2 separate regions of the Homo sapiens genome follow, and region 2 is linked to region 1. A link is a contact called in ENCODE POLR2A ChIA-PET data. All regions are on one chromosome and are shown on one strand. Each heading gives the region's core, a stretch centred on a gene start or an enhancer-like site at or near the end of the contact. The rest is flanking DNA. Distances are from core to core; before and after follow the strand shown. Region 1 holds the start of LINC00856 (long intergenic non-protein coding RNA 856). Region 2 overlaps ZMIZ1 (zinc finger MIZ-type containing 1).

The links. ChIA-PET counts read pairs that join two places held with the same protein, here RNA polymerase II (POLR2A).
Region 2: POLR2A ChIA-PET joins it to region 1 with 12 read pairs in activated CD8-positive, alpha-beta memory T cell. The contact joins the enhancer-like site here to the promoter of LINC00856 in region 1. POLR2A ChIA-PET finds 5 or more read pairs at or near these places in 2 of 52 experiments (WTC11 and activated CD8-positive, alpha-beta memory T cell).

What each region holds. Positions count from the first base shown.
Region 1 is chr10:78,246,469-78,250,938 of GRCh38, reverse strand. LINC00856 (long intergenic non-protein coding RNA 856) reads right to left here and starts at 2,314. Exons shown (of 2, transcript NR_038985.1): 1 at 1,869-2,314; 2 at 1-662. RefSeq lists an enhancer at 461-530.
Region 2 is chr10:79,130,338-79,134,807 of GRCh38, reverse strand. All of the region lies in intron 2 of ZMIZ1 (zinc finger MIZ-type containing 1), which reads right to left. Among named protein-coding and RNA genes, the nearest start is that of ZMIZ1, 64 kb to the right of the region's middle. RefSeq lists a silencer at 1,742-2,036 and a cis regulatory region at 1,702-2,202. Within about 2 kb of position 1,972, at least 2 of the 41 ENCODE cell types and tissues checked have a DNase peak (open chromatin) inside an H3K27ac peak, as active enhancers do.

The DNA of each region.
Region 1 (4,470 bases), core at 1,065-3,564:
TAACTGTGAACCAAGAGCTCTGCATATAATAACTTACTTAATCCTTACAATAACTATGCTAGATAGATTTTATTATGCCCATTTTATAGAAAAAGAAACTGAGACACAGAAAGGTTAAGTAACTTATCCAAGGTCATATAGCAAGTGCCAGAGATGGATTCCAACCGGGATCATCTGGTTCTAAAGTTCATGCTTCTAACTCTGAAAAACTTCATGGAAATAAGCCTATCAGAAGAGGAAGCTGGTCAGAAGAAGGCTGGGATGCAGCGGGTGGTAAGTACCACTTAGAAAGAAAGCAGAGCGTGAAGCCCAAGGAGCCTTTGTTTGCCATCACAGATGCCACTCAGGAGATGCAGCGCAGGGACTGGAGCTTCAGCAGATGATGCAGTCCTAGAGCCTTTGCCACACCTCAGGTTGTTTTTATTGTTCCCTATTTCTCTGCAATGACCAACAGCAAAGCAGTTAACAAGGAAGTCCTGTGGCTTACCAAGGAAGGAAGTCATGGGGCCACCATAACCCGTCTTGCAGCCCAGCTTGGTGGGGTGTTGGGGAGGGATGTCACAGATGTCCATACCCCACCTAGGAGCCAGGGCAGGTTCGGCTGGGGCACTAGGTAGACTTCGGAACTGTGGCAGGATATCCACGTCAGATCTAGATTCAAGCTGTAATAATAATTTATTTGTATCATTGTAATTATTTGTTTAACGTCTCCCAATTGGCTCTATGTGAGAAAGTGAGTGAAGCTATGTCTGTCTTGTTCAGTTCACATCCCCAGCTGCTGGCTTAGAGCCTGGTGTATAGTAGGTACTCAATAAATATTTATTACATCAACGAGCAAAGAGAATAAGTATAAGCCAGGGTTTCTCAACCACAGCACTATTGGCACCTGGGGCTGGATAATTCTGTTTTTAGAGGCCTGGACTGTGCACTGTAAGTTGTTTCAGCAGAGTCCTTGGCCTCTGCACGTTAGATGCCAGCAGGACTCCCTCCTCGAAATAAGAACCAAAAATGTCCCCTGGGGGGCAAAATTGCCCCCCAGCTGGGAATGACTAATATAAACCAATATTCTTGGCTAGTGCCACTAATTGAAAGAGAGAAGCCAAATTTAATCTGCATATGCAGTGGGCAAGGGGGAATCTGAGCCCTAAAAACCAGGAGGGGCTGAGAGGAAGAAGGTGTGAAAGTCGGGGCCACCCACTGAGCTCTCAGATGACTACCAAGTGCACCCTCCAGTTTGTCTCTTGGGTTGTAAGGCATGAGGGCGATTGTGCTGACTTTAACATACAGAATAGGGTAGGTGGGAATGAAGGGGGTGATGGCAGCGTCCAGGAGAGAGAGGTGGACCCAAGACCAGACACCAAGGCAGGACAAAAACAGCCCAGGAGTGGGTCTGAGAACAGATTGGGCAGCAGAAATCCCCACGCAGTTCCCGAACAAGGAATCTTTTGACAGGTGGCCTTGCAACACCGACCCTCTCTTGTCTCCACTTTGAAGCCTGCCCTGTGCAATGTGGCCTCACACCCAGGAGGCCCTCAGATCAAGGTGGTCTTGGCAGATCCTCTAGGAGGGATTAGACCGTGACATTACAGCTACATGACGGCCTCGTTCTTATTACACACACACTCGCCCTGTCTAAGCTTGCGAACTCTGATTTGTTTATTTCTGAAAAACTGTCTCCACGAAGACACCAAGCTGGGCTGCGAGAGATAGCACTGACTCAGCCATTTCCCCATCCTCAGCATAAAAGGATCTAAAAAGAATAATTTAAGCTTCTCTGGAATGAGATCATTTAATGAATCTTCTTGATGCTAAGAGGTTTTATATGCCTTTTTAAAAACCCTTCCCCAAGCACGGAGCTATGATATTACCTTGGAGAGCAGAGAGATGAAGTGATACACGTATGCACAGCACACAGGAGGAAGGAGGTGGTTTCCTTGGCAACAACATCCATGTTCTGGCTTCCCTCGGCTAAATTGGAATATATTGAAATATCTGCTTTGGGCGCCTCTTTTGCGAAGGGAAATGAGTGGTTTTCTATTCAGGCACTCTCAGAACCGCGAGCCAGCAGCTGGGGAGCGATGTTCTGTGAGTTCGATGCATCTGAATGGGGCAAGGCCGTTAGCAAGCTGGCAGAAGTCCCCAGCATTCCTTTGCAAAACCAAACCATCGTTTCCTCAGCCAAGGGAAAATGAAAGCAGCGAACACATGAGGTTCGACTGGCCGGACAGATAGGCTAGGACTCTGTCTCACGCAGTCTTTCTATGGCTACTGCTCTGTAGCTTTCCAAACATACCCAGCTCGATAGATCAGACTCCAAAAGCCTACTCACGATGCGCTTAAAATGGGGAGTGGCTGTAAGAAAAATATAGACCTATCGAAAAAAGGTCCTCAAATCTGATCTGCTCAAAATCCTTGACAATAGGGAGGCAGCTATGCCCCTAAAACACAGTGCCTGGCACCGAGGAGTATGTTAACATCATGTTTGTGGAATTGGACTTGGACTCAGGCAGACCTCGGTTTTGGCCCTGGCTTCACTATTAACATTCCACATGACATTGCACATGTTCCATAAACCCTCTGGCCTCAGTTTCCTCCTCTCTAAAGCAGAGACAAGCATCCCTTCCTATAGAATTGTGAAGATTAAATGGGGTGACCTGTAAAATGCCTAGCATGAAGGCGGCATTCCATTATGGTTACTTTTCCCCACCAAGAAACAAGAAGCATTCTGTTTCTTTCAGATAGGTGAAATTTACAGAAAAGAACAGTGTCTTAGGGAGAGCAGGAACAACCTCACCCAAGGAGCCAAACTCCTTTCCATTTTTATTTTCAGGGTGCTTTTGGAGAGCTGAGACAGCCTAGGTTGGGAAGTGTCTGGATCAGGATGTCAGAAGGGCCAACTCAGTCATAACCACAGAACCAGCCACAAGCCTCAGGGGAAATGGGACAAGGAGACAGCGAGGGTCTGAGGTCTTGGCAGGCCAGTGGCAGGTAGCACCACAGAGACCAATGGGAGCATCAGCCATCAGCTGGGGCCAAGGAGGGGATGCTGAAAGGGCAGGGAGGTGAGGTCTGCTGGGGAGGAGGACCAGCCCCACACATCAGGGACACAGTCTTTATAACCGGCTCTCTATTTAAAGACCCTCACATAAGATTGTACACTATGTTTTGTTGCAATAGCTCATACCTGTCACTCCTAAGAAGGTCTTTCATAAGACTCAGTTAAAATAGTTGCTTCAATGTAAACACATCAGGACCAAGGATTTCCCATTAGAAGCACAGACTTTAATTCCTAGACTGTCATTCTTTCTAAGAAGTCTTATGAACACAAAAAGGCATTTCAGTTCTATGTCTAATATTTATTTGTGTGCCTTTGGGGGAAAAAAAATATTTTCTAAGCCTTGTACTTGTGCTGTACACAATAACCGCCCTTTCCTAAAGTCACAGGACAGCAGTGAGAGTAAAATTAAAAGGCGGGCAGCATAGTGAGTGGGAACACACCATCTGTGTCTTTATATCATATGATTTTATGTATTCTGACCATCTGTGAAAGAGAGGTTTGCTACTTGGCTGAAGAATGTACAAGCTCAGGCCCTTTCCCCCTGGGAAGGTAAAAAAAAAAAAAAAAAAAAAAAAAGAAGAATAAAAATTACAATAATAATTCAAAAGATCCTCTAGAAAAATAAACTTCTACTGCTCACTAATAAATTTCTGAAAAAAGAACATCACTAAAGGGATATTTGTTCTGCAAATTTTAAAATGCATTCTAAATCTGCAATAATTAAAACAGTGTGGTACTAGCAAAAAAAAATTAGCAGACGGAACAATGAGGCAGATTCAATACATAATATATTTAAACTTTAATATACTTTTAAGATAGAATTTCATGTCATTATGGGAAAATATGGACTATTCAGTGAATTATGGCTTGAGGATAACTGACCAACCTACTAGGGAGCAAATTTAAATTCTATCCCTACCTCACACCACATGATTTTTTTTTTTGAGACAGTCTCGCTCTGTCGTCCAAGCTGGAGTGCAGTGGCGCGATCTCGGCTCACTGCACACTCCAGGTTCACACCATTCTCCTGCCTCAGCCTCTCAAGTAGCTGGGACTACAGGTGCCCACCACCATGCCCAGCTAATTTTTTTTTGTATTTTTACATGTTAGCCAGGATGATCTTGATCTTCTGACCTTGTGATCCACCCGCCTTGGCCTCCCAAAGTGCTGGGATTACAGGCGTGAGCCACCGGGCCTGGTCCTTTGGTTTTTTTTTTTTTTTTTTTGGTTTTTTTTTGAGACAGAGTCTTGCTCTGTCACCCAGGCTGGAGTGCAGTGGTGCGATCTGGGCTCACTGCAAGCTCTGCCTCCCAGGTTCACACCATTCTCCTGCCTCAGCCTCCCGAGTAGCTAGAACTACAGGCCCCTGCCACCATGCCTGGCTAATTTTTTTTTGTATTTTTAGTAGAGAC
Region 2 (4,470 bases), core at 723-3,222, 880 kb before region 1:
CCAATTACTTTTTTTTTTACTTAGCCTCATCAAAAGCACTATGATCTGTGAAATCATGGGTTTGATGTATTAATTATATTTTTTTCCTTAGTTACATGAACATACATACATAGTGTTAAAATTTGACACCCTCACATGTGTCCGGATAGCCCACAGGGTGCAAGGCCAGTCCTGGGGAAGTCTCAATCCAGGTTGGGAGAAAGCCTAGCTAAGTGCAGTCAGGGTGCCGTGGGGCAAAGCCCAGGGCTGCCCAGGGAAGTAGAAGGAGGTGGAGGTTTTCAGAAGGGTACACAGAGGGTTCAGTTTGGGCCATGGGCTAAGTGCTCCTTTCCTCTGCATGAGTTGGAGTCTGGTCCTCATAGTTCTCCAGCAGCAGATAAAGCCACCTCCCTGCAAATTCCTCCTGACAACAGCATACAACAGTGGGATGGGCACTGGAGTCCAGTCTAGAATAGCAGTCTGACTCTGTCCCTGGTCACTGTTTTGCTGGGAAGTGCTAGGCCTCTCTGGGCCTCAGTTTCTCCATCTATACAGAAGCGGTGAGTGAGCCACAGGTTCCTCCCAGCTCCACCAATCAGACTGCAGCACCTTCCCCCTACCCCGCCCTGAGCCCCAGTGGCATCTGGTGCTCCTGGTGACCCCGGGCTTCAGACAGGCCCTCGAACCCCCCAGGTGGGCCTCCCTTGACCCCTTCCTCCCATATCTGATCAGGGGCCTCAAGTGGTGTCCGGGGTACAAATGGGAGAGAGGGCCATCCTGTGTGACAGCTATAAAATCCGATAATCAGCTAATCACCAGCAAATTAGCATCCATCTTTACATAGAACAAATATAGTATTTATGTAAAAGTTGTTAGGAGTTTCTCTCTTTTTAATTAGCAGAAATAAATGCAAAATGAATGGTAATTAGGCAGCTGATGGATTCGGTAGTACAATTATGCCTGCGGCAATGCCCCAGTCCTTAAACACTGCATGCTCCGAGGAATCAGAGGAGCCTATTTATATGATTTATTTATAAAACAAAGTTAACAGAAACAGAGGGGTGAGGTCTGGGCACTGCTGGAGGAGGGGTCTTGGCTGCAGAGGCAAGGCCCTGGGAGGAGAGGGAGCTTCAGTGCCCAAGGAATAAGGGGGAGGGGGGTGCTTAGTGTTGAGCTATGAAAATGCACTACCAAGGTCCCCATGTGTCTATTTCAGGCCAGGCATGCGTCGCTAGGAATGGCCTCCCTGGCAGGAAGCAGGCTAGGGCAGTATGAGGGGCTGGGAGCAGCTGTTTTTATACTCTTGTCTGTCTCTTTCTCTTCCCTGGTCCCTACTTCTCTCTTCTTTGCTGGCCCTATACTTTCACTGAGCACTTCTCTGTGCTGTACCCCTGAGGTGCAGAGGGAAGGGAATATTCTTCCTTTCCTCCCGGAACTCCGGAGAAACCAGATCCAGGAATAATGGAGGCCAACACAGTGGGAATAAGTTCCAGACCAGCAGAGCACCCAATGCTGTGAGAGTACAGAGGCAGGAACCCAGAGGAAGCAGTCCTGAGGAAGAGGCACAAATTGGGTTTTGAAGGATGCACAGGAGTTTTCTGAGAAGGTGGGAAGTAGCCAAAGGACCTGCATGTGAAAAGGCAGGGAGGTAGGAAACAGCATCATGTGACTGCAGGAAAAGAGTGTACTAGGGGGTGGGTGCTGGAGAAGCAAGCAGGGTCTTGGATGCTATTCTAAGGGTTTGGACTTGATCCTAGAAGCTGTGGAAAGGTCTGAATCAAGGGAGTGGACAGCCTCTTTCCACCGACCGTTCTTTTCTTAGCTTCCCCTCCCCCACCCCAGAGCCTGCGAGGGGGCCAGGTCGACAGGTCATTAAGAGGCAGCTGGTCCAGCTCATCGGAGCAGGAGGCTAACCTGATTACAGGGACAGGAGGTCTGTCTGCATGGGAGGGAAGGAGGAAGGGAGAAAAAAGGGAAGTGGGGCCTGCTGAGCTACCCCTGAACTCAGGGGTGAGGGGCCCATCTTCCCTAGAACACAGTCCCTGGCCCTGCCCCCACCCCACTGCCTCGCCAAGCCTGAGGGAGGGGAGAGAACACTGGCTGTGGGGCCTCATCGCCTTCTCCCAGACCCAAACCCCAGCTCACCACTGCTTTGTGCTGTGACCTTGAAGAGCCATTTCCAATTCTGGGCCACACATTCTAGTCTCCAAAACAAAGGCTTGAATTAGAATAGGGGAGAGGCAGCAAATTTGGCCCCCAGTCTCATCCCATGTAGTATACTTTTACGGGCATGGGTTGTCCAAACTTTTAGGAATTTAGGTGGGGCAGGCACTCTCCAGAATGCCACAGTCCTCGCTGCTCCCTGCTGCCTCACTCCAGCCCAATACACAGGCTTGTGTGGTATGCTGCAGGCAGCAGCTGAGTGGAGACACCTGCACGAGGACCTGGGCTCAGACAGACAGAAAGCCCGGCCGAAAAGGCTGGTGATCAGAGTAGCTCCCCTGCCATGTATTACCCTTGTAGGAGGAGACATGGGAGCCACTGCTGCACTCAGGACTTGGAGTGGACAAGCAGCCCTTCCCTCTCTCCAGTGACTACCCTGACTCAGTCTGCCGGCCTCTAAAGGGGAACAATATTACCTGCCCACCCAAGCCCCGGGGTCATTAGAAAGCTCAGAGAAGCTCGTGCACGTGGCAGTGATCTGAAAGTCAAAGCCCAGGGTAGTGGTTTAACCGTGACTTTGAACACTGCAGGTTCTGAAGGATTTCACAAAGGGAAGTTTTACACTCCCCAGTGCAGACAGCTCTCAAACCTCTGGAGCCTCCCTTTAAAACAGCAGTGCTCAAAGGTCTTTCAGCAGCCCTGGCAAGGTCTAGAAATGGTGTCTGAGCTGCTATCTGCCATCACTCTCAGGAACGCGCTCTGAACTTGTAAGGGAAGACAAAGATCACACCGCACCACTTCTCTGCTCTGTAAGTTGTGCCTTTGGCCAAAATCAATACAAATCTCCACTATGATTGTTCCACCAGAACAGGGGCCGGGCCCTTGCGATGACATTCCAGCCCTGGCCAGCACAGAGGGTCTCCCTTTATCACATGACTTCAGCCCCAACTCAGGGGGCAGCAGAGTGTGGGGTGGAGGTGGGGTCCTGAATGAGGGGGACAGCACAGGGGAGAAGCAGAGGGGGCCATGCAGAGCTGCTCTAAGTGCCTCTCCAAAGACAAGCCTGGTGCTATTCATCAACTGGTTTTCAGGGCTGTGAGAAATCAATGGCATTTGTGCTGCAAACTCATCATTAGGACAGGAAAAACTCTGCAATGGAATTGATTTGTTTAAATATAATAACACAATTTAACAGAGAACTGTGGGGGTGGGGAAGGGACCGAGGCAAACAAAACAGGCACGACAGCTCAGAGAAGAGGGAGATAAACCCCCTGAAAAACCTTCCAGTGTGGCTGCTGAGCCCCAGTGCCACCCCCACCTATCCCCAATCCCCCGCCACCGAAGAGGCCAGAGTGGGCACGTGCTGTTCTCCTGCACAGAGTAGCTCAGGACTGGTCTCAGAAATGTCCTCAATGGGCTGTGGATGGGCCCAGAGGCCTGGCTGGTCATTGCTGCATTGTTCTTGGAGGTGACTTTGCTTGGTGAATATCGGTTCAACCCAACAAATTCTTATTAGGCATCCACTGTGGTCCATGAACCTGTGCAGAGCTGTGGGGGACATGGGAAGAACTCCTGGCCATAGCCTGAAGGCATTCCATGGCAATGGGGTGGATTAGGCAAGAATGCAAGGCTAGGGCAGGCTGGCTTCCTGGAGTCTCAGGAGATGTCAGGCGGGGGTGCAGCGGGATGCTAGAGCAGGAGGAAGACAAAGAGGGAACAATCCGGGCAAAAATGCAAGGACCCTTCAAAGAACTGGGAGGGCCCCATTTGGAAGACGGTGCTCATTTCATAGATACCTGCCTGATGATGACTGATGGGAGCTCACTTTACTGATCCTTAAAATGTTCTGGGACCCTGCAAACACTTCATAAGTGTCACTTTATTGAATCCCACTATCCTGTGAAGGACAGAATATTATTACCCACATTTCAGAAATGATGTCATTGAAGCACCGAGAGGTTAAGTGACTGCCCAAGGTCACACGGTTAGTCAGTGATGGAGCCGGAATCAGACCCTCATATTATGACCCCAGCGCCTATGCACCAACCATGGCGCTTTCCTGCCATCATCTTGGTCTGCATGTGTGCTGGGGAGACAGATAACTCCTGCCCTCTGGGAGCTGGGGCATGAGATCCACTGGGCAACCGCATGGCAGCAGCTCAAGGGGGAGTCTGAGAAGGGCACGGCAGGGGCACTGCATCCATTTGGCACCTGGCTGCAGCTCTGCTGCAGGCTCAGCCCTGTATACTGGGTAGGGTTGGAGTGTTGACTGGACAGCGCTGGGCCTGGCACTCAGGGTGTCCCCAGACCTTTCACATGACCTTGGGG